Regions from separate parts of the Mus musculus genome. Here all the other regions are linked to region 4. The links are chromatin loops, found by intact Hi-C in ENCODE. Cell type or tissue: heart. All regions are shown on one strand. Each heading gives the region's core, and the rest is flanking DNA. Links, peaks and the distances in the headings are about the cores only.

Region 1 (4,851 bases), core at 489-4,488, 380 kb after region 4:
GAAGTGCCCAGTGGGAAGACATCCCAGGGGACAGGAAGTAATTCTCTCTAGATGATTCTTTCAACTTTTGGTAATTGTGCAATTACTCCAAAGTAAAAATAACACCGAGGTCAGTGGAGACTGGCCCTAGCAATCACATGCCTAGCACCGCACACAAGGAAGGATGTTGGAGCGGGCTACTGAGAACGCTAGCTAGAATGTGACCTTTTTAGCCCTCCGTCGCTCCGGAGAAACAGAACCGAACAGGCTGTTCTTGCAGATGCAAAGGGTTTGGAATGCTGAGGTCATGCAGAAGCTGAGGCCTGACACAGCCCTAGGATCCTGCTGCACTTGGCACTGATGGTCACGCTCGCTTCACTGGACTCTGCACAGGCTGACGGTTACTCCCTGTGGGCAGAAGACAGGCCCAGAAACAGGCAGCAACCAGACAGACATGGGTAGCCTCCATGATGAGGACAGGGATGTCTGTGACGTCAGCAGGCCTGTGCTGGCTAGAAAACATACACAGAATGAGCTGTGGCTGCTGCCCAAACAGAGGGGGCTTCACAGGAGCCACTGTGACAGAACAGCAGCTCAGTCCCAGCTGAGCTGGGGACAACAGAGCTTGGAGGCCTCTTCCTGGCTACCAGCTGTCATGGCATCAGCTGCAGCCCTTATCCCGTGAAGGAAGGAGACAGAGCCCAGCAAGCATTTCTGAGACTTGACAGTACCAACTGCTGTACAGGGGCAGGGCTTCTCAGCCCCAGCTTCCTTACCAGAGACCTGGAACTTGGAACAGGTACCAGGAACTGGCCCAGGGCAGGCCAGGCCCAAATGTGTAACACTGACTCCCATCTACAGCTTACTCTTAAGGATGAGCAAAATGTTTAAAATAAAATTTGCAACAAAGTGAGACCTAAACCAACCACCATGGACCAGGCTGAAAGCAAGACTACTGGACAGACAGGAAGGGTGAGAACAGCAGTGACCTCAGTCCTGCATCAGGATTTCCCAGTGCCAGAGAGAGATGGAGATGTAACCAGCAGCCCTCCCAGGATGCTCAATAGTCACAGCGCGGAGGGAGAGGGGCAAGCATTCTGTGTTGGTCAGCTTTCTAGTACTGTGACAAAATAGCTCAGATAAGCAGCACTGGAAAAGCCGTGTGCACCCGGGTGAGAGAATGGGTTTCAGAATAAAAGGCAGTGGGCTGGAGAGCTTGGGCAGTATTAGTGCTCAAGCCTGACAGTGTTTGAACCCTGCACCAGCAGACAGCAACAGTCAACTCTCTCACACTGCTGTGTGACCTCGAAACACATGAGGCTTGCTCTTGTGCACATACACATATATGCACTACACACACAGACTAGTAATAAGACATGCAGTTAAACTGTAAAAAGGAGGAAGGGCTAGGTATCTGTGAGGGATTGTCTAATGAGGCTAAATGAGGTGGGAGGAATTACCCTAAATACAGGCAGAGCCTTCCACCCATGGCCTGGAGCCCTGGACTGCAGAAAAGGAGAGAGTGAGTTGAACACAGTATCCATTGCTCTCTGCCTCCTGACTGTGGACAGGGGCAGTGGCTCAGGAAGGCATCTGGGTACCAACGGGCCAGGAAAACCGTACAATGTCCCTGGGGTTGCCAAGACCCTCCCCCCCCCCAAAAAATGGCACCTCCTTGAAGCTACCTATCGTCAGGTGAGGTGGCCTGGGATACAGCACAGAGACAATTCTCTGAGTACCCAAAGGCTGAAGGACCAGGTGGGTCCTGAAATCAAATGGGCATGCGGCTCTGAACAATGGAGCATGCAGTAGGCCCCACGTGATGTCACACACAGGACCCACACTAGACCAGGCTTAGCAGGTCACCAAGGCAGGGTCAGGTGTCCCTGCTGATGCTTATCCCTTTTCATACAACTCCAAGTAGAGGCAGGGCCCTAATGGTCAAGCCTCTGCTACAGGGCTGGCTTTGTACTTACAGAGCTAAGGCCAGGCCTCTAGCAGGACACGGAGAAGGAGCCGTATCCAAGTATCCTCAAGACTCAGCATGCCAGGACCCCAAGAGCCCTATACACCAGGTCCAATCTCCTGGGGCCTAGAGATAATAGTCCCACAAGAGTTCTGGGCCGGACCACCAGCACAGAAGGGCAATTCCTGCTGGGTAGAGGTGGGCACTCAACATGGTCCACTCACTGCAGAGCACAGGAGGCACACAGGCAGTGTGGTTGGCTGGTGAGCCCACACACATATTCTACTACATGTTCTGCTACTGCGTGTTTAAACTGTTTATATGGCCTTAAAACAGGCAGCTTTAGCCTGATGAAAGTGTGGCCCGTTCTGCTATTTGGAACATGTCCCTGTCCCAATTACAGATGCAGCCTTGTTTCCTTACTAACTTAGGCCAGCTGTTAAGCTCAAGCTCTGGAAAGAGAATCTGATAGGTCATGGCACCTTATATACTAAAGCTGCAGGAAGGACAGAACCAGGCCCCGGCTGGCTCCCGGCTGGCACATACAATCACTTCCGCATCACACTCCACAACTAGGTAACTGAGGACCCAAGGAATGTCACTGGAAGGGACACACAGAAAGAGTTACTGGACCGTGTTTGTCAACATGGTGTTTGGCATCTCTACAAGATTTGTCCACCAGTATGTCAGCCTAGCACCCCACAGCTCAGCAGCCAGCACACACACAACACGGCAGCCAAGGTCAACTCATGCTGTGACTTGCTCCTAGAGCTTGTTCCCGTGACTCCCTGCTCTGTGCAAAGGCTAAGCCTGGGAGTGGAATAGAGACGGTGATGCACATCCTACTGGCTGCCATAGCTCTGACTTCACAGCAGTCTTCTAAACAATTCCTAAAGAAACTCCTCCTCTGAGGGTTCCACACACAGAAGGAAGTCGCTTGCTGAGGTCCCCTGCCCCAGGACCTAGGAAGGAAATGAGGTTCTGCTGCCCTCTGCTGGCCAGAGTCACAGAGGCCTGCTGCTCATAGGAGGGGGAGCCTGAAAACGCACATTCACACTCTGCTAAGCACAGGGGAGGTCAGGGTCTGAAAAGATACAACCAACCAATGGGGCAGGAGCCTGTCATGATGCCTGAGGAGACCATGGAGTGCACTCTGGGTTTCCTGGGGCCACCTCACCCTGCCTAGGGCTCTTAATGACCTCTTTCCCCCACGCCTCCCAGTGGCCTTTGCCCCATGATCGAGAGCGACTGGTGGGGTGGTTTCCGTGCTTCTCACAGCCTCCCCCACCTGGCTCTGCTCTCCTCCTCTGCAGGACTTGCCTCAGCCTGCCCACGGCTCGGAGCTAGAGTCCAGATGATAATCTGGAAAACGGATTGGTTTGTTTTCTGCGGTCTTCTAGTGTGCGGGCACAGAGAACTGGAAATAAAATCTAAATGTGTGCTTGCAGACTTTCTTCTCTGAACAGCACACGGTCACGTTCTAGCTTCGTGCCCAAGGTCAGCAAAGGCGGCCCCAGACAGCATACTGTGACCATCTGCCAGGCAGCAGCACGACCAGGCTCACTGTACCAGCTCAAGCCTTCTGCACACCAGGTAACACACCACGTGCAGGATGGGGGTGGGAGAAAGACTGCTTCATGCTGTCTGCCACAACTCCTTCCACACCGGCCAAATGAGCAGGCAGGGGAACCACAGGCCACTTCACGGGAGGATTGCACAGGCAAGACCCTCTATCCCATAGGACAAAGCTGAGTTTATTGGCCGGGGACAGGGTATCTCCAGACCAGCCTCACTCCTTTTCCCAGGGCAAGAGGTGAGGACACATAAGTCAGAAGCCCCACAGCACAGCTGCAGAGCCCAGCACCTCCCAGGCAGAGATCTTGTCTGCCACAGGAAGATAAGCTCAGGGAAGCAGGAAGGGGGCTGGTCCCCAAGGTACCAACAGAAAGATGAGAGCTGCCACCAGCAAAGCACTCACAGGGACACTGGCCATGCCACCTCCTGGGGCTACAAGCCTGTACATGGTATGGCAGCCCGTGTGTACATAAGACGGTCATGGCGATGTCTAGTCTCTTCAGGACCATTCATTGCACTTAGAGCTACCTCAGTTCCTGGGCTAAGTGTCGAGTTGTTTCTGAGACAGGGGCAAGAGGCACTGCAGTGACCCATACATAAAGCACCCACAGGCAGTGCGTGCGCCCCTGAAACCAGCAGGTCACTGAGATGACTATGGAGCTGTGTACGAAGTCCTCAGTAAATGTGTATTGTCCACATGGTGGGCATCGGGGACCCCAAGGCCTCAGACCCACAGAAACAGCAAAGGCTTCTGGTCCAAGTACAGTGCTTACCACTGATCAGTGAGTACAGAAACCACCAACTACACCTTCAGCCTTGCAGATGACTGCAGCGTGAGACTGCTGCCCTACAGAGAGCCCTTGGTCTGGCTATTTGGTGCTTGACACAAGCTAGACTCATCAGAGGAGCCTCCAATGAGAATATGCTTCCATAAGACAAGGCTGTAGGCAATGCTGTACAGGACTTTCTTAAACAGTGATCAATGTGGGAGGGCCCAGCCCACTGTGGGTGGTGCCATCCCTGGGCAGGTGGTCCTAAGATCTATAAGAAAGCAGGCTGAGCAAACCATGGGTAGGTCATGGTGTTTCGTCACATCAGTAGAAACCCTACGACACCCTGAGTTCCCAGACTGCCTACGTGTCCTCCATCAGAGAGAACACAGCCTGCCAGAGGCTTTCTTGTCCGTGTGTCTGTCCTTTCTTCTGCATTGCCCCGGTCAGGTTTGAGCACCAAGTCATGCCCGATGCAGCGAGAGACTGAATCAAGGACTCAGCTCCCTTTGTGACCACTCTGACACAAGTCAGGTGTCCCTCCACCTGCCTGGCTCAGAG
Region 2 (4,851 bases), core at 355-4,354, 220 kb after region 4:
GGTTTAGTCCCAAGGAGCTCTGAGGGTACTGGTCAGTTCATATTGATGTTCCTTCTATGGGGCTGCAAACCCCTTCAGCTCCTTGGGTACTTTCTCTAGCTCCTTCATTGGGGACCCTGTGCTCTGTCCAATGGATGACTGTGAGCATCCACTGCTGTATTTGCCAGGCACTGGCAGAGCCTCTCAGGAGACAGCTATATCAGACTCCTGTCAGCTAACTCTTGTTGGCATCTGCCATAGTATCTGGGTTTGGTGGTTGTTTATGGGATGGATCCCCAAGTGGGGCAGTCTCTAGATGGTTGTTCCTTCAGTTTCTGCTCTGAACTTTGTCTCTGTAACTCCTCCTGACTGCCTTTGATGATGAACTGTGATGTGGAAATTTAAGTGAAATAACCCCCCCACCCACACACATACAAAATAGTCTACTCTTTCAAGAGTTTGAGTTATAAACTCTGAGTCAGTTATTCATTGGGTATTTATATAAAAATCTACATGTGAGAAAATGTAGCATTCCTCAATATAATATTTTAAAAAATGTTTAAATTTGGTTATGTATACATGTGTGTGCCCTTGGAGGGCAAAGGGAGATATTAAATACACTGGATCTGGATGGTTGTGAGTCTCCCAGTGGGTGCTGGGAACAAACTGGGTCCTCTGTAACCACTAAGTCATTTCTTCAAAGAATATTAAAACATCTCACAAGTATTTGTTAATAAGAAAACCAACAAAATATTGCCTTATCTATCTCATATTTACTGGATTTCCACTACACACAGCATGTCCACAGTGCTTGAGAGACATCAGGAAACAAAAGACACATAGCTGCTGTCAGGAAACCTATGTCCAAACAAAGACAAGAAGGATGCACAGAAAATGTCAGACAACTAAATGATAGCATGCCCTGTGGATGGTAGAAAGACACCTGGGGGGGGCTGGTGAGATGGCTCAGTTGGTAAGAGCACCCGACTGCTCTTCCGAAGGTCCAGAGTTCAAATCCCAGCAACCACATGGTGGCTCACAACCATCCGTAACAAGATCTGACTCCCTCTTCTGGTGTGTCTGAAGACAGCTACAGTGTACTTACATAAAATAATAAATAAATCTTTAAAAAAAAAAAAAAAAAAAAAAGAAAGACACCTGGGGTGGTCAGCATGGGGTAAGGCTTCTCCAAGCTTGTAAGGCAGAAAGGAAGTGGGCCTCAAGCTGGTTAGGGAGCTGGCCTTGAGCCCCAAGCATGCATGCTCTGCAGGCAGTGTCTAGCATCAAGCATGCATATCCTGTAGGCAGTGTCTAGGGGCAGTTAGTACCCGCCTAACTGCGAAGCCGTTAAGCAGAGATGAAAGTAGGGGTCCGTGGGCTCAGCATGTGGGATTTCCTAGGGAAAGTAGCAGCCACTCAACAGAGAGGACTGAAGCAGGACTGTTACCAGGAGTTTTCATCTGCTTCTGACCTAGTTTTAAGAATGCTGGAGGCTGGCAGGGAACAGTCAGGGGTAAGGCTTAATGGAGGAACACAAGTCAGGACTTGGGTTCGGCAGTGCAAAAAGTAGGAAGCAAGCATCCCATGGTGCTTAGAAGTTTGGCCAGGAGCTTCCTGGACAGGAAGGTAGAATCCAAAAAGAGCGTAAAGGAGAACAGAAGGGAGAGCACAGGGTGTCTGCAGGTCCACAGGAGGATGCATCTAGGCAGGGTCTGAGTCTGAAATGGAAAAGCCTACACTGGATTATAAGCTGGCGTAGATGAGGTAGGGGTATAGCAGAAAGGTCCCCAAGGAACATGCTATTTTGAGTGCTTCAGGGTCCTCACTCACCCTACCAGTCCCTACACATGTACCAGCTCACTTGAGTGGCTGTATGAAGGTGAACAGACACCCATCGATTGCTTTACAGTGATTAACACCATGCTTGTTTAAAATGGAGTTATACAGTCCATCATGTGCATAGTCCATACATTTCCATGGCATCCACCAAAAGCCTCTCCACCTCTAATGGACCAGGCTGTATATAGTGCCCATTCTCTTACTTCCCCGAATCTCCATCTGCCAGTCACATGAGGTAGCCCTGGGACAAATCCTGGGCTCACCGGGGCATGCAGACCTGCTTAGCACTGGCAGGTATGTCTCAGTTTTGGTGGTTCTCAAGCTGTCAGGACTGATGCTGCACTAAAGGGCTTGACTGAGGTGAAGAGCCATGCTAGCATGCCAACCTTCAGACTCTTGTGTCTACGTGCAACAACACTGTCCAACTACGGTGAAAGCACTGCGTTTACTCTTTAATACACCATAAAAAATAAGTGGTAACAACACATGCACCCTTCTTGGGGATAGCAAGCCCACACTTTCCATGTTAAACAGGAGGGACTGTAACTCAGTCTACTTGCTATGTCCCCGCATCCACTCAACAGCTTTGCTCATCTTGCTGCCTGCCTGCTCTCTCTGGAGTGGTCTGATAGCACCACCTGCTGTCCAGAAGACACCACTCAGCAGAGCTGCTTTAGATTCAGGGCAGATGATAGCCAGTGGGTGGAGCTGATGCTTGATACCTGAGCTGCACAGCAGATATGAACATTTCCTTCAGACAGGGCATGCTGAGGCCAGAATGAGCCAGGGTAACTATTGGGGCATGGAAGTTGACTGCAGAGGGCAAGAGGTAGTAGTGTGATGGAAACTGCATATTTTTTGGAATAGGTCAAAATCCTTCTAAGTCTCTCCTTAGACTTGTGCCCTAGCCTGGGCACTTGCACAGGCTCTCCCAGCTCCACTCTCTGTGGCTTCTAGGTTGCTGGTTCCCTTCTGTTTCACCCTACTCCTGGCTAGGGGTCCTCACAGATCTGTTAAATTACTTATTGAGACTCCTGCACTTGGTTCCACTTCATGTTGCCAACGTTCTCAGATGGCTCACGCCTCTGCTTAAGACCACTAGTGGGTACACATATTTGAGAGAAGGTGCCTGGCCTTGACTTTGTCCTTTGTACAGTCACCCTTTCTCTGGGTGGTCAATGGGCCTTGATTGTCTCTGGCCATAAAAGCCTGACAACTCTAGGGAATCAGACAGACCACATAAAGTTTGCTTCAGGCCAGAGACTAAGGAAGGGGGTCAACTGCCATGGTGGATAGCTCCCTGGGCAAAGCTTTTGTGGGTGAAGGAGATACCCAGGGTCTGCAGTATTCTAAGCTCTGCCCACTGTCTCCCATGGGACCTTGCTGGAACCAATCAGTAAGTTCAGACTCTGCCAAATCTCCAGGCCCCTTTTCAATCATGAAAAACTTAAGAGCCCCAACAGAGAAGGCAACTACTTAGAACCTCAAACTTGATGTACTTTAAAACAAGTTTTACTCAGACAAGTTAAAAACTTTAAAAGTGAAAATAATGTTAGGTCACTAACTTAAGCAGTCCCCTTCTTCTTCAACACAGACTAGCCTTGCACCTACCAAAGGATCACAAGGACTGAATCCTGGGTAGCACTGGCTCCTAATCAGAGGCTACACTATGGTCTCAGCGCTCCTTGCACAACAGGCAGTCTGTGGTGGCCCAGGGCTCTCTGCTCCAAGGTCGGTCCCGTGGTCCTACCCAACTCTCCTTGCAGTTGGGCCCATCCACAGGGCAGGCACATTTTCTGGGTAAAAGAACAAATACGTAGAGTGTAAAAAGTACTCTTTAGAATGGTGCCCCCTATAGCAACAGCTACCAAAAGCCCACAGTACATGTGAAAGTAGCAACTCAGTTTCTTCCCCAAATCCAGAGAGTTTGCCGTTTTCTCAGCTCAGGCCTTTAAGGAGAGAGTGTTCAAGACAAACATATTTCAAACAGAGGATCCCTGTCCGTCCGTCCCTCCTGGCCCCCCATTTTAGATTACAGTAAGGGACTACAGAGTCTGTCTATGTATCACCAGGGGATGCATCATGATAGAAAGCAGAGCCAGGCCATTGGGATCATGGCAGTATCTCTATAGAACAGGCTGGCAAGGCTGTTCACCAGTCCATCTATAGATAGGACAAAGAGGCTTCTTCTCAACACAGAGTGGGTAGACTGTACCCCTGCTGGCTCCATCCAGCCCTATATACAAGGGCCTCCATGGGACTTGCCATGGGTCAGCAAACGCCCTCTTCCATGCTATAACGAGGTTGGAGAGTTGTGGGCGTTAGACCCTTAGGGCGGTGTTCAGCATCATGCTAGCTCTATAACCAAGTACCAGCTGAGAACACGGGGCAGCAGTTTCCATGAGGGCCTACAGAGCTCCAGAGCACACCTGCCACTGGTTTCATCTGACTAGCACACCTGTTTACCTTTTCCAACATGTCTAATAAACTCTCAACTGTGGTCAGCAATTCCTCAGCTCCAGGAGGCCTTTCTGGTTCCCTGCCTTCCTCTCCTGGAGCCTCCCACTGTCTGGTGGCTGCAGTGAGCCTGCCTCTCCCAGTCTTGCTCCTTAGAAACTACCTGCTCCAGGTTGCTCAGTTTGATCTTTCCTCAGATGTCCCTGGGTTTCCAAGATGATTTTTCCCCACTCTGCCTGCAATAGCCGTTGTTTTTATTTAGTTACTGAGTCTTGTAGATGACCTGCCCTTGTCTCTGCCTTCAATGCATGGTGCCCCCATGGTTCTCACAGTCCACAGTGGGTCCCTGGAGCAACAGGCACAGGTGGCTGCTGAGCACAGGAAGGCTAAGGAGAAGTTTCATCCAGGGAAGCCTGGTATGGATATATTTCTTAGGTGTAGCTATTAGTTACAGATAAAATGGCAAGTAAGTGATCCTAAAACTCTAGGGTGACAGGGACTGCTGAGAAAGCTACTCTAGTTCTCCGTAAAGCAGCAGTGCAGACAGCAGTGATCTTCCGCAGCCCTTCTGATCTG
Region 3 (4,851 bases), core at 446-4,445, 120 kb after region 4:
GCACGGCTCCCTATGTTTGTGTTCCCCTGTTTGCCAATGTTTGGATTTCAGATAGGAGGCTTCAGGTTTTAAAGTCTGTCCCCTCCCCGACTCCTGGATCTTTCAGAAAGAGAGAGAGGAGCTTAGCAATGCTGCTTAAGGCTCTGCCGCCTTTGTAGCACCTGCAGCCTCCAGCTACAGAGCGTCCAGGTTGCGTACAACTGTGATTCTGCAATAAAACTAGAGGTTTCTTATGAATCAGAAAAGGTCCACTGGGCCTCATTCCAAGGAAGCCCGGCCTCCACCCGCTCTGCCTGCATCTCCCTGCATCGCCACCGAGGGGAAGAAGACTGTCCTTGAGCCCAGTCCTGCAAACACAGCGAGCAGCTTGTTTAAATAAGGCAAATTGCGCACGTTGTGACATTTGCCCGTGTTTGGATCCCAGATCCGGTGGGGTGGATTCTCACGGCCCTGAGCAACTCCAATCTTCCCCAGGAAAGTGGGCTCCACGCATCAGCTCCTGGAGAGTACACCACGGGAAGGCTAGATTTCCTCCGTGGGAAACGCTGTCCCCATGGCTTGCTCCAGCTGTGCTGAGGGAGAGACCCCCAGGATAAGAGGTAACCCCAAGTGCAGGGGAACCCCTGGATCTACGGGCATAGCTATTCACATTAGTCCAGTCCTCCAGGGTCTACCCTGCAGCACAAATCCACATTCCATGCTGCACCTTGGCCAGTCCCCTCCCCCCACTCCCAACGGAACCTCATGCCTGGTCACATTTGATGGCTTAGTTCCACGGGCACTCCTCGGCTGTAGAGCAGGCTGCGCCATCTCTGAGGGCTCCCTTTGCAGACAGTCCCAAGCTCCTTTGAGAAACCCATCGGAGAATGGCCTTTAGCCATAGATACAAAAACCGGAACTCCCTGCCCGGCTGGTGACTCACACACGAGTCACCTCCCTGCACATTTCCAGGGACAAAGCCAGGATTTTATTACCACGGAATGATGGTGAGCGAGAGGGTGGAATTCCACACAAAAGCCCCAAACTTCAACATGTGAATCCTGGTAACTGACTCAGTAAATAGAAAAGTCGGGCTGGGATGTGCATGTCTGTGCCCCAAGACACCAGTTCCCAGTGTCTGGACTCCTGGTCTGTGGCCAGCCTATTGCTCCCACCATCTGGCTCCCTTTGGTGGCCTCTATGGGCAGCGGTTCAACTCTTGACCTACTTCATAACTGTGGTGTGGTCTCAAGGGCTATCATGCAGTTCCTAAGATACTTTCCCACCCTCTGCCCTGGCCCATGGTGGCTACCAGTTTGCCCCTACTGTATACCTCTCCGCCCATTCTATAGTCCCCGCTGGGTGTCTATGCATGTGGCTTCTACTTCGTCACATGACTGCATAGCTGTCCCCAAGCAGGGCAGGGAGCCAGCTCCTTTCGCGGTGCCTCTCCCGACTTGTTCCCACATCCCTATCCCTGCACTACGGGGCCCCAACTTCCACAGGGGTCTGTCTGTTTCAAAGGAGAACCTCCTTGCTCCTGAGGGCAGCAGGCCCAGGACCTTTCCCACCTCAAGACACTGTTCTCTCAAGGGAATGGGACATTTTTCTGATACCTGATGGGGACAGATAAAGCCTTGAGTGCGCGTGTGTGTGTATGTGTGTCTGTCTGTCTGTGTATAAAACTTTGGACATTTCTAAGTGTGGCCCTGTGAACTACAAGATATACCTAGGCTGAGATCAAATAGGGCTTTTTCTCTCCTCTAGTGAGGATCTTAGCCTTATCTTTGTAGGTGACTTCAGTTGTCAGGCACCAGCTGCATGGAGGACCAAAGCCTGATCTTGGAGGAGTTCTCTAGGAACAAGACCGGGTGGTCTGTACCCCTTTTGTCTACTTCTGGGCTCAGCCCTGGTCTGACCACCCACTCTTCCCATTGTGTCTGCTAGGTCTGCTAGTATTTCCCACCTCCGGCAGGAACTTCTAGAGAAAGGCTCTCTCTCGCCCTCTTGTGGTTGCATGAGGTACAGCAGAATTCCAGTGCACTCTCGGCTCCCCAGACAACCATAAGTTACCTTCTCTGTAGACAGGGATAGAAGCAGGCAGCTTCCAGCTGCTCCTTCCTGGGGCTTTTCCTGGTTTTTGTGGTTAAGTGGGTTTTGTTTGTTTTGTTTTGCTTTGCTTTGCTTTGCTTTGCTTTGCTTTGCTTTGCTTTGCTTTGCTTTGCTTTGCTTTGCTTTGCTTTGCTTTGCTTTGAGACAGGGTCTCACACATCCCCAGGCTGGCCTGTAACTCATTATATAGCCAAGGGTGACCTTGAACTTCTGATCCTCCTGCTTCAGGCTCCAATGTGTTAGGGTTACAAGCGTGCTCCATCACACCCTGTCTTCTGCAGCCCCAGGGACGGAACCCAGACCTCAAGAATGCTTAGGTGGAGAACATACATCTAGTTTTCCCACTGTGTACGTGAGGGTGAGGATTAGATAATAAGCCATCAAGGTTCACATATGAAAATACTAGCTTGCAGAGTTCCGGTGGATGCCCTTCTTCACCTGGCCTACATCTAAGCCACTGAGCATGTGTGAGAAAGACAAATCCAGAGAAGGGAGAGATGCAGACGAATGGACAGATTGACAGGCGCTATGTAAAGAGCCTACAAAGAATCATGGGCCTGTCTTCTGGCTACTGTTGCTATGATAAAACACCGTGAACAAAAGCAATTTGGGAAGGAAAGGGTTTACTGGCTTACTCTCCCCATCTCTGCTCATCATTGAAGGCAGGCATGGCAGGAACTCAAGCAGGGCAGGAGCCTGGAGGCAGGACTTGATGCGACACCAGTGAAGTGCTGCTTAATGGCTTGTTCCTTGTTACTTGCTCAGCCTGCTTTCTTATAGAACCCAGGACCACCAGCCCAGGGAGAGAAGCATCCACAATGGGCTGGGCTCACCCCCACCCCCATCAATCACTAAATAATAAAATGCTCTATTAGTGAGCACAGGCTTTTCCAGGTCTTTCCTCAGCTCCCTAGCCTGCTTCCTGTATTGGGAGTACTTTTTCCTTTCTTTCTCTTCCTTCCTTTCTTTCTTTCTTTCTTTCTTTCTTTCTTTCTTTCTTTCTTTCTTTCTTTCTTTCTTTCCTTCCTTCCTTCCTTCCTTCTTTCTTTCTTTCTTCTTCTTTCTCTTTCTTTCTTTCTCTTTCTTTCTTTCTTTCTCTTTCTTTCTTTCTTTCTTTCTTTCTTTCTTTCTTTCTTTCTTTCTTTCTTTCTTTCCTTCCTTCCTTTCCTTCCTTCTTTCTTTTCTTCCTTCCTTTCTTTCAAGAATTATTTATTCATTGTGTCTATGAATACATTGTTCTATCTTCAGACATACCAGATCCCATTACAGATGGTTGTGAGCCACCATGTGGTTGCTGACGATTGAACTCAGGACCTCTGGAAGAGCAGTCTTAACCGCTGAGCCACCTTTCTAGCCCCTAGGACACAAGAGTCTGAAATGGGGGTCTGACCTCTGAACTCAGATTCATGTACTAAGCATGTGTTTTCTTTCCCTTATCTCTTTTCCAAATTCCAGTCAAAAGCCTAAGCCTGCTTTCGCTAACACCCTGGCCTTTCTTCCTCTCTTTGAAGCCCCCACCCTCTTTTCCAGCATGTAGGCGCTTGCCAAACCTCCAGTGCAGAAGACACGGCTTTCTCTCTCTCTTCTTCATCTCCCTCCTCTGGGAAGCTGCCAAGACTTTAAGCTTACCTGCCCTGTTATTTTTCTCCAACCCCAATAAAAATCAGTCTCAGGCTTCTTTTAAAACTTGTGTTAGCACGACGAAGAACTCAAAAGGGGACCTCCGTTTCCCCTACAACACCTGGGCTTTCTGCCTCAATGAATACTCGAGATTTCTCAAGGGCATAGTCCAGGAAGCTCAATAAACAAGTCCCAGGGCAGGGGAGGCCGGGGATCATAAAGAAAGGGGGGAAATGGAGGCACATACCAACATGGGGAGTCTCTACATGCTCCCCCTGTTCTGGGAAGAAACAGGGGCAGGAGCACAGAGGCTCCCTGGCTGGGCAAGGCAGGGCCAGGCTAGCTGCCCCAGAATCATAGGACTTTGGAGTGGACTCTGTCGGTGGTGAGGTAGGGCCCATGGCCTCCAGGCTCTCAGCACATACATGGCTATCTCTCAGAAGAGGGTCTCATGAGCCACCCACAATAATGATGAAGGACTCCACTAGGCATGGGAATGGGTCCTTGGGTGGAACCAGTTAGCCAGGATTCCCAAGTATTAGAGGCAGAGGCATTCCCAGTCTGCCTTGCTTGCCAATTGTGGTCAGCCAGGTTCCAAGTTTTGATCTGGGGCACTTCTGTGGCTCTCCTTAAGAGAGATTGGCTTCCATGGGGGTCATTTCCAACCCACCAGTGCCAGGCAGCAGGAAAGTGCACCCCTCAGCCCTAACTCAGCTCTGAGGGCAGTGTCTGTTCTCAGGATCAGTTGCTCCCCTGCAGTGAGTAGGCCCCGATTGAAGAACCTTGAAGTGATCTGTTACCCATGACTGGGTTTCGGTAATTCCAGGTTCTTGGCCTCTTAGTCTGAGAATCAAAATAAAAGCTCACATCGGTTTGTAAAAATAATAATTATTTAAAGCAAAATTTTGCCCATGCGTTCAAATCTAGTTCAGGCCAAATCGGTACTCTTGACTGCCTCATAGGATATGCATTGGAATACATCCAAATAGTGTCTTCATTATTTTTCTTTTGCTGAGATCCGTAACCAAGGCAACTTATAAAAGAAAGAGTCTGTTTGGGGCTTTTGGTCTCACAGGGTTAGACTCCATGACTATCAAGGCAGGGGGGTATGGCAGCAGGCAGGAAGGCATGCGGAGAAAG
Region 4 (4,851 bases), core at 369-4,368:
CCTGTCTTCCTTCAGTTGTAGGGAAAGAGAGAACACACTGCCAAGAACGGAGCCAGGAAGAGTAGGGAAGGACTATAGAGGACTTCGCTGTCACCGAATCATTAAAGGACACTTCTGTGGCTGTTTGAGACTATCTGCACACTGCCAATCGTTCAGGAGACCCATGCCAGAGCATCAGGTCTGAGGCATTTCTCATTCTCCAGCCTTCTCTCTTTAGTCTCTTGCCTTTCCCCAGCAATCCCTTACAGCTCTGGTATTACAGTGTGTCAGTATATCCCAGGATTCTGTCTCTGGTCCCCTCTGTCTTCTGAGATTGCCAAACTGGCCCCAGGGAGTCTCAAGACCTCTCCCCACAAGCCTGAGAGCTACTCGGACCTTAAGAGCCCACAGCATCTCCTCTAGAAGAAACCTGTACCCTCCCAGGGCTGCTGCCAAGGGCTGCCCATGTGGGATAGAAAAGAAACACTGGCTGGGCATGGTGGTGCACACCTTTAATCCCAGTACTCGGGAGGCATAGGCAGGCAGATTTCTGAGTTCAAGGCCAGCCTGCTCTACAGAGTGAGTTCCAGGACAGCCAGGGCTACACAGAGAAACCCTGTCTCAGAAAACAAAAACAAACAAAAGAAGGAAAGAAGGAAAGAAGGAAAGAAGGAAGGAAGGAAGGAAGGAAGGAAGGAAGGAAGGAAGGAAAGAAAGAAAGGGAGAAAGAGAGAAAGAAAGAAAGAAAGAAAGAAAGAAAGAAAGAAAGACACTACTCACTCAACAGAGGCTAGTGATGAAGAAGGAAAGAAAGAAAGAAAGAAAGAAAGAAAGAAAGAAAGAAAGAAAGAAAGAAAGAAAGAAAGAAAGAAAGAAAGAAAGACACTACTCACTCAACAGAGGCTAGTGATGCTCAGCCTGGATCTACATATCACCCTCCTCAGAGTTCCCTAGAGAAAGCCTGCTTAAAGATCAGGTGGAGAGACATGGAGAGAGGGAGAGAGAGAGAGAAAGAGGGGGGAGGGAGAGAGAGAGAGAATATGATGGCACTAACTCTTTGCTAGAAAGTGACCAACCACAGGAGGTCTGGGATCTGTGGTGAAGAATTCTGCCTTCATCAGGCAACAGCTGGTGGTGGAAATTCCCATGGCCAGAATGCGGGTGAAGGTCCTTGAGAATCTGCGCCCTGGGGGCCCATTTCTGTTTTTGCACAGCTGGAAGAAAGGCTAGCCTTCCCCCCAGAGTGAGGTGCCACGCTGTGCCCGGGCCCATGGCCAACAATCTATTCTCATTTCCTACCCTGCCATCAGATTCTTTGAAAAATTTGAGATGACTCCCAAGTCCAGTTGAGTATGTCACTGAGGTCACAGCAGCAGGGGATTGGGAGAGACAAAGGTCCCTAGCTTCTGTCAGCTCTGGACCCCAGCCTGATCCACTTCCTCCCAATGGCAGCTCAGAAACCCACCTGTGGCCCGCCAAGCCACACCTGGCAGCTGGCTTCCTGGCTCTTCCCCAGCTGTCTCACCAGGTGGCATGTGGTCAAGTAACACAATAAATTCTACCCAGAATCCATGGAATGCAATTAGGGAAGAGCAGAGATGCCAAAAAACCAAGCTGTGCGGCAGGACTGGACTACCCCCACCCCCACCCCCCATCTCCTGCAGCCTGGAAGCCAGGTGGCACCCCAGATCAGCTTCCCACCAACTCTGGGCTACTGATGACATGGGGAAAGAAACAGGTGAGTGGCCCAGGTTCTCACTCAAACGTTTCCCAGAGCCTTTCTCTGACTTTCACCCACACTGCAGAGGATACAGATTCATGCGGGCCATGATTCACTCGACAGGATTTAAAGCTGAGCTGCCAAGGTGAGTAACTGCTGAGATCCCTTCAAAGTCGGGCTCTGGCATCCTGGAGTGTGCCAGCCTCCGTGTGTCCACCAAGGCAGGCACTCCAGGGAAACACTCTGATTCTGCTAAAGCCTGGACTTGTCTGGCAGCCAAGACTGTCAGGACATGGTCTCAGACGAGGTGCTGGCCACCAGAGGGAGCCATAGATCCAGCTTCCTTAGCCACTAGAGGGAGCCATAGACCCAGTTTCCTTAGCCACTTGCAAGCAAGCTCTTCTAAGGAGCTCTTTGTGGTATGATACTGTATCAGGAAAGAAATTTATATACAGTAACTCTGAGCGAGAGAATAACTTCTCAGCCCACAATCGGCACATGGCACCTCTGTCCACACCTTTGCTCTTACTTACATTCGTGTGCACATGAGCGCACGCCCGCGCACACACAAACACACAAGAGGAGCCAATAGGCATAAATGGAGCCTGTCCCCTACGGTGCCCTGTTTTACAGAGGTGTCAGGCCACCCTTATGTGGGCAGCTCCAGTCCCACCAGCAGCCTCTAAGCCTCTTCTCTGTCTGCATCACTAGGTGCTTGCCTGGTCCTGCACCATACAGCTACAAACAGATGATAACGTATTATATACTGTCTCCTGGTGGGTAGCAAACACTTCCCTTTCGTGTAATGCAAACCCCATGAGTGGGGGTCCTGGGGTGAAGGGTGGGGAGCCCAGAAACTGGACAGCAAGGCACAGAACAGCGTGACTCTGCCCTATGTTCCACACTGGGAGTGGATTTTCCCTCTACACCAATGCTGGAGAAGAACCCAGGCCTCCCACCCACCCAACCAGGTAAATTTGCTCTGTCCGAGCCATAGCTATGTCATATGGGTCAGAAATGTCTTTTCCTCCGTGAGAACAATACCCAAGAGGCCTGCCATCCTCAGAAGCTATGGTTGCTGAGCCTTACAGCAGCAATTAATCTACAGGTGGATGTAAAAGACACTGCCGACCTCTTCACCCTGGAAGCCAGGGATACGAGGTAGCCTAACCCCTGGGGCTCTCTTAGGGAGAAGAGGAGTTCAACCTGAGGGACTCCCCGCCATGCTAGTCTTCAGAGCGGAGCCAAGGAATTACAGGGGTGAGTGAGCGGCTTCCAGAGTCTAGGAAAGCCAGAATGGTTTTCCCAGCAGGAACCTGCCTGTTACATTTCCTGACTACTGTAGCCAGTCGGACACATTTCCTGCTTCCAGCTGGGTACTTGTCTTAAGCCAAGGATTCTTGCTGGCTTATTAGAGCAGCTTCAGGAAGCCCAGTCTTACCTGTGGAGGTTCACAGCAACTTTGTAGCTTTGACCTATCTCTGGAATCCAGAGTTTCTGTGCATGCCTCAACCCCTCACTGCCCCCACCACCCCACCCCTGCCTGTCCCTGTGATCCTGCTGTCTTCTGAGGCCTCATCTGTAAGGTCTTCCTTGTGTGAGGCCCTCATAGATCTTAAATGAGATTTCAGTGTTTCTTGGCTTTCCTGTTTGTATCTGGACTCTAGACCCTAGCTTCTCTCTGATCTTGGCAAGGACTGGTCCTACCCCTCAAGTTATTGACAAATAATCCTGCAAAATACAATAAAACTGTCTTGGCCATGCCATGTAGCCATAAAGGTTTCCAGCACGCCACTCTTTATACTTTGAACAAGCACTTTGTGGGCTGCCCCAGCCCCAGACCCCACCCTGAGGAGCCTTGGGTTTCCATCTGGAAATCATTGCAGGTCAGCGTGGAGCATCTCCCAGCTGCAGGCAAATCTGCTAATGCCATTCGGCAAACAAGCTGTTCTCTGAAAGAACTGGACGGCGACAGGCAGCTTCATCCCACGTGAATCGCGAGAGCTGTGGGCTGGCCCCACACAGAGACCTCCGAAGCATGCAGAGATCAGCGCCCATCAAAGGGCCTTGGTTGGGGTTCCACCCCAGGAACCCGCCTTCCCTTTGCCGAAGGAAAAGCTGCCTACACATAATACCAAAGCCCAAGGGGCATATTTTCGAAAATGTGCGTTCCTTAGCCTGTAAGATGCAAAATACACACCCTTCCAGTACCCTGGTGATTTGGCCCACCATGCTTCAGGGTAGACATGACTGTAAGCTGTAAGAAACAGAGGTGGAATACAGACATTTTCCTCTGCTTGCCTGGCTGCTGGCCACAGGTCCACCCAGCTCCACAGCCTTCCTGGCCTGCAGCCCCCACAGTGAAGACAGTGAGCTGCCCGTGCCTTCCTAGGCCCAGCCTGCAGGCCCCAACAAAGCCTATTTAGCCAAATTAAAAAGCTGTTTCACTCTATAAGGGGGCTGGGAATGTATTCCATACTCGGCTCCAAAATCACAAGGATTGTGGTCTCAGGGAGTTACAGATGACACAGAAAATGGGGGTGTCACAGTCCATCACATGTACCCTATAATGGAGCCAAGGCAGGGATGACTACCTCTAGAACATGTTCCCCAAAAAGATTAAAGATGAGGCCATTGTCTACTGTGTCCCACCTATTCCTAGGGCCTTCCTGACACCACATACACACACACACACACACACACACACACACACTTTACAAAGAGGTAACCCTTACAGCTTAAAGACGTGAACTGCCAAGGCCACTGTCACTCATATTGATAGTTGCATAAAAGATGTTAGAAGACATGTGAGAACTTTGGTAGGTGGGATTTTGAAATACCCTTAAAAACATTGTGTACAAGGGTTACAAACCATTTGGCCTTAGAGAGGTCCCCTGTGAGGGTTTGTCTACGCTCATCCCAGGGAGTGGCACTATTAGAAGATGTGACCTTGTTAGAGTAGGTGTGTCACTGTGGGCATGGGCTTGAATACCATCATTCTAGCTGTCTGGAAGTCAGTATTCTGCTAGCAGCCTTCAGATGAAGATCCTCCTGCACCATGTCTGCCTGGATGCTGCCATGCTCCTGCCTTGATGGTAATGGATTGAACCTCTGAACCTGTAAGCCAGTACCAACTAAATGGTCTATTCACA
Region 5 (4,851 bases), core at 468-4,467, 76 kb after region 4:
CCTGCTCCATCCGGGTTCTGCTTCCCACCCTGCAAATGTAAACAATTTTTTAATGAGACAAACGAGAGGTATAAGCACGACCTCCTCATCAGACCTGGAGCAGTGCACATCAGACCATGTGAAATACAAGGACCTGGGGAGAGGCGGCTCAGTGTGTGGGACTAGTGTGCGTGACCCCTTGGGTTCCATCCCAGAATCCCAGGGGGAAAGATAATAGCTTTTGTCACTAGAGGTCTCTAACAAGAAGATGAAAACCCGGAGAGATGGGGTGCAGGCCATTCCCAGAACAGACAGATGCTTTGTGTAAAATGCACGGAGATTGTTCCATCAGTAACGTACAGACCCAAGATGCAGGCTTAGCTTGTCAGGACCCTAGAAAGGCTCAAGCTTACTGATCCCTCCATCCTCAGCAACCCCCAAAATACAAATTAAACCACAAGGTATCTGCTGGCAGCAAGGCTAAAGGGAAAATCCTGATTCCAAGTGTTAAAAAGACGTAAGGACCTGGGGCCCTTGCACGCTGCTGACCGACAGCAGGATCATTCACGGCCGCGTCAGTCACGCTGACTGTAAACACCTTGACACAGAACAAGAGGGTGGGCCCTGAATGTCTCAAAGTGGCCTGGGCTTAGCAGCCAAGCAGAAAAATGCCTGTGTAGCAGTATGGTAACATCTCCACATGCTATTGGACACAAACAAGTGACCCAAGGTGTCTGAGGAGGTTCTAATTCTCTTTTGTCCTCTCTCTCTCTCTCTCTCTCTCTCTCTCTCTCTCTCTCTCTCTCTCTCCCTCTCTCTCTCTCTCTCTCTTTGTGTGTGTATGTTCCTTTCCACCTCTCTGTCTCTTTCTGTGGTCTCTCCCCACCCTTTGTCTTTGTCTGTGTCTGTGTCTGTCTGTTTGTTTCTCTCCATCTCTCTCTGACTTTCTGTCTCTCTCTGCCTCTCTCTCTCTTTCTCTTCCTCTCCCTCTCTCTCTCTTTCTCTCCTCTCTCTGCCTCTTTCTCTTTTTCTCCTTCCCTCCCTCAATGTCTTTTGTAAAAATTATTTTAATATGCATATGTGTGTGCATTATGGGGTATGTACATTTGAGTGCAGGGACCTACCGAGGCCAGAGGCATTGGAATCCCCCGGGAGGTGGACTTACAGATAGCTGAGAGCAGCTTCCTGTGGGTGCTGGGAGATGAACTCTGGTCCTCTGAAGAAACAGCAAGTGCTCTTAACCACTGAGCCATTTCTTCAACCCTACTTTCTGTTATTGTCTTTCTGTTTCTGTTTGTCTTTTTCTGATTCTCTCCATGTTTCTGTGTCTCTGCCTCTATTTCTCTTCTCTCTCTGTCTCTCTCTCATTCTCTGTGTCTCTCTATCACTGTCTCTACCTCTGCCTTCATGTGTCTATGTTTCTGTCTCTTTGTCTCTGATGCAAGTGTGACAGGTCTTGGGTTACTTGTCTTACACTACAACTCAATACTGGACACAAACTACTTAAAGGGAGATTACTTAGCTCCTGGTCTCAGAGGTTTCATCTATGGTCACTCAGTCCCCTTGTGCTTGGGCAAAGCGTTATGGGAGTGAGAGTGTGTGGTGGCCATTGCTCACCTTATGGTAGGCAGGTAACAGGGGCAGCAGGGGCCAGGGACTTACATCCTAAAGCTAGGTACCACCTCCTAATGTTTCCATTCCAAATAGCATCACCACCTGGAATAAGCCTGAGCCTGGGGGTGTAGAGGGAGGACATTTGAGATTCAAACTACGACCAGAAAGAAAGCTGATTTCTTTTTCTTACCCTAGGCCCTACCACTTGGTCTGGCCCTGCTCCAGCTTGACAATAGCAAGGTAGGTATATACCATGTCACCTCCACAAGCCAGTCCACACAAAGCTTGTCACACAGCAGGAGCTGGGTCAGCATTTACAGAGTGAATTAAGGAAGGGGGGTGGAGCCAGAGCTCGGGCCACTTTTGCTGCTGGCTGCTGAGAGACTCTCTGGGACCCTGCTGAGTCATAGCTTCCTCTGGCTTGGATTTATTTTTAATTGTGTGTTCCGAACAGATGGAAATTTCTTGGCTGTTGCAAGTGAAACTCTGGATATTTGGGAAATAGATCCAGAAGGAAGTGGCTGGGGTATGAGTCACACAGCCATCTGAACCCTGATGGGGTAAACCTCCTGCTCAGCTGCAGAGAAGCCTCAGGGCTAAAGCCTAGCAGTGCTGAGGGCTGGGGCAGGAGGGGCAGGGTGTACAGAGTCAATGGCCGCACCTGGCTTTGTCTCTCCCATGTAGAACCTGTGGCATTGGCAGTCACCACAATGGGCACCATGTGTGCTTTAATCAATTAGATGAACCACAGGCACCCATTCCAGGGAGAAACCAGCCAACTGTCATACAGAGGCAGGTCAGGGAAGTCTGAAGGGACAAAGAGGTGACCAGCTGTGCTCTAACCAGGAGATATGTGCAAAAGCTGGGGTTCGAAGTTGGGAGTAGAATTGCCTGAGAGCAAAGAGGGCTGCTTAAGGAGGAAGTCGGTGCCAGGTGTGGAGGTGCATACTTGTAACCCTAGCACTGTGAAGGCTGAGGCAGAGGCAGGAGGATCACTCTAACCTTGGCAAGAGAGTGAGTCTTGTCTGAGACAATAAAGGAAATCGGGGATTTCCAGGCTATGATAATCTTCTAGAGGTGCAAGTGGGTTACAACTTGCTCTGGCCTCAGAGCAGTGTCCTTAACAACAGTGACCGTAAAAGCTGGGACACAGGGGACCCCACAACTGATGGCAACTCCTTACTGTGAGACAGGAGAGGGAGGGCCAATGTGCCACACACCTATGGATAACTAGGTTTCCTTTTCCTCTGGTGCAGGGAAAGGCAGCACGTTTGCACGCACACACACACACACATACATATATCCACACAAACACACACACATACACACAAACACACACATATCCACATAAACACACACACACACACAAATACACACACACACACACACACACATACACATATCCACACAAACACACACACAAGTACTCACATGGGAGGGGCAAGACCACCTTTGGTGGGGTGAAGTAACAACGGAGAAGAAAAAAAACTTCTGTATTCAGCATCCTGACAAGCTTTGGGGGCTGGAGCAAAGGCCATTTTTCCCAACACTTGGATACAATCTCGAGATAGATTCCTAGAGTTTAGAGCCTACCGGGACCTAGGAGCAGGCCTTTCCTCCTCCCTGTACTAGCTTGTCTTTCTTTCTTTCTTTCTTTCTTTCTTTCTTTCTTTCTTTCTTTCTTTCTTTCTTTCTTTCTTTCTTTGTTTCTTTCTTTTTTTCTTTCGACAGGGTTTCTCTGTGTAGCCCTGGCTGTCCTGGAACTCACTCTGTAGATCAGGCTGGCCTCAAACTCAGAAATCCGCCTGCCTCTGCCTCCCAAGTGCTGGGATTAAAGTCGAGCGCCACCACTGCCCAGCAGCTTATATCTTTTTATCCCACGGGGTTTCACCTGCATGCAAACACCAGAGTTCTATGCCTGTGGTCTTCTCTGGGTGTTTTTTGATCATCTGAACTTGGCTGCTATTCTATAGGGTGCAGAGAAGGATCTATGACAGTTGTATCTTCAGTTTTGGAGGAATGAGTTTATGTAAGCAAGGTAAAGTCAAAGAATAGAGAGAAAGGGAGAGAGAATATACAAAAATCATCAAACTTGACACTCAAAACATCAAAAAATAAATAAAACAGCAAAAACTGGAAGACTGGATCCCCATGAAGACAGTCAGTTGGGGTGTCCCATTCCCCATTCCCCCAGCCCCACCCCATGGTCCAAGCAGAACAGAGTCCTCTCAGTGGAGTCTCCAAGTAAAATAACAAATAGCAACTGACAGAGATGACATCACTGGATTGGATATTCACAGCATCCTGCAGAAACTGACTGGGGAAGTCGGAGCACCGGCTGGAGTTCCCGATTGAGCTTTCTCCTCCCCGTGGCCAAGCTTCCCATGGCCGAGCTTCCCACGGCCGACCCTCCAGCTTCTCTTTTCCACTGTGGGCGCATTTATTGCCCTGGGATAAACAATGGGTCACCTTGGTTGGAAACGGTTGACTTCTAGCTGTGCTCCAGGGCACCGCGTTTTGCTCTTGGCCTGTTTCACTGTTCTCACTACACCACATCGAGTGGAGCCATCTCCAGACATGGGACCTTGGAGGTTACTTTGGGACAAACGTGCTTAGGTGTAAAAGGGGGATGAGGGGGCATCTTCAGAGCCAGCAAGCAGCACGTGGCAATTTACTAATATAATGTAGATCACATCTTTAAGCTGGGTGTCCGTGACAGAGGGCTACCCTGCACCCACTTTTGTTTCTCTCCTTCACTCTTTGGGCCTCCTGGGTCAAGACTCAGCCAGAGAGATCTACTGCGATCAGATCAGCTTTCACACAGGAGACTCAGGCATACACTCGGTGCTCTTTGGGAAGACTGCTTGGTCTTGAACGCTCCTTCCTGCTTCCTGAGGTTGCTCCCTCCAGCTGAGGGCCATTACAGCCCCCACAGGCCCTCCAGTGGGCTTTCAACTGGGGAGGAAAGTTCATGCAGAGCAGAGAGCAGGAGAAAGGCCAGGCCCACTCTGCCCTGATCCCCTGCGTACCTCACAGCCTCTGTTGGGCCAGCAGGGGATCATGTGGGTGGGGAAGGTCAAAGGTGCTAGCTTGGGGATCAGGAGGCTGGAAGCAAGGTTCGAGGCGGCTGGCGGCACTCCAGGCTCAGAGGAGGGTCAGTGGGGCCTGGGAACAGAGTGGCCCTTGTGGGGGTGACTCAGACCCAGCTTGTGGGGGAAGGACACAGCTAGGCCCTTCTGCAACTGGCTTGTAGGGATG

The links. Peaks named below come from ENCODE experiments on the same cell type or tissue, not always from the same donor. Only the 100,000 strongest peaks of a DNase experiment are listed, where the experiment ranks them.
Region 1: a loop joins it to region 4, with 2.9 times the contacts of the local background. A loop is called at or near these places in 7 of 42 quality-filtered maps.
Region 2: a loop joins it to region 4, with 5 times the contacts of the local background. A loop is called at or near these places in 19 of 42 quality-filtered maps.
Region 3: it touches region 4 in a loop (10-fold over the local background); 39 of 42 quality-filtered maps call a loop at or near these places.
Region 5: a loop joins it to region 4, with 3 times the contacts of the local background. A loop is called at or near these places in 4 of 42 quality-filtered maps.

What each region holds. Positions count from the first base shown.
Region 1 is chr10:77,506,908-77,511,758 of GRCm38, forward strand. The region is part of intron 2 of Fam207a (family with sequence similarity 207, member A); the gene reads right to left. Among named protein-coding and RNA genes, the nearest start is that of Fam207a, 6.5 kb to the right of the region's middle. In heart, for the core only: a CTCF peak has its summit at 2,951 (motif pointing left); DNase peaks (open chromatin) are centred at 1,074, 1,874, 2,944 and 3,784; H3K27ac peaks cover 1,115 bases.
Region 2 is chr10:77,351,096-77,355,946 of GRCm38, forward strand. The region is part of intron 2 of Adarb1 (adenosine deaminase, RNA-specific, B1); the gene reads right to left. Among named protein-coding and RNA genes, the nearest start is that of Adarb1, 65 kb to the right of the region's middle. In heart, for the core only: a CTCF peak has its summit at 2,479 (motif pointing left); a DNase peak (open chromatin) is centred at 2,476.
Region 3 is chr10:77,251,047-77,255,897 of GRCm38, forward strand. It overlaps Gm40703 (a long non-coding RNA gene), which reads right to left and starts at 2,178. Exons shown (of 2, transcript XR_871845.2): 1 at 742-2,178; 2 at 1-567. In heart, for the core only: a CTCF peak has its summit at 1,992 (motif pointing left); DNase peaks (open chromatin) are centred at 755, 1,295 and 1,985; H3K27ac peaks cover 2,037 bases.
Region 4 is chr10:77,128,722-77,133,572 of GRCm38, forward strand. The region is part of intron 2 of Col18a1 (collagen, type XVIII, alpha 1); the gene reads right to left. Among named protein-coding and RNA genes, the nearest start is that of Col18a1, 35 kb to the right of the region's middle. In heart, for the core only: a CTCF peak has its summit at 2,041 (motif pointing right); a DNase peak (open chromatin) is centred at 1,990; H3K27ac peaks cover 3,058 bases.
Region 5 is chr10:77,204,764-77,209,614 of GRCm38, forward strand. Gm35837 (a long non-coding RNA gene) reads left to right here and starts at 1,624. Exons shown (of 3, transcript XR_871847.2): 1 at 1,624-1,833. In heart, for the core only: no CTCF peak of the experiment used is centred there; DNase peaks (open chromatin) are centred at 1,618 and 2,118; H3K27ac peaks cover 2,580 bases.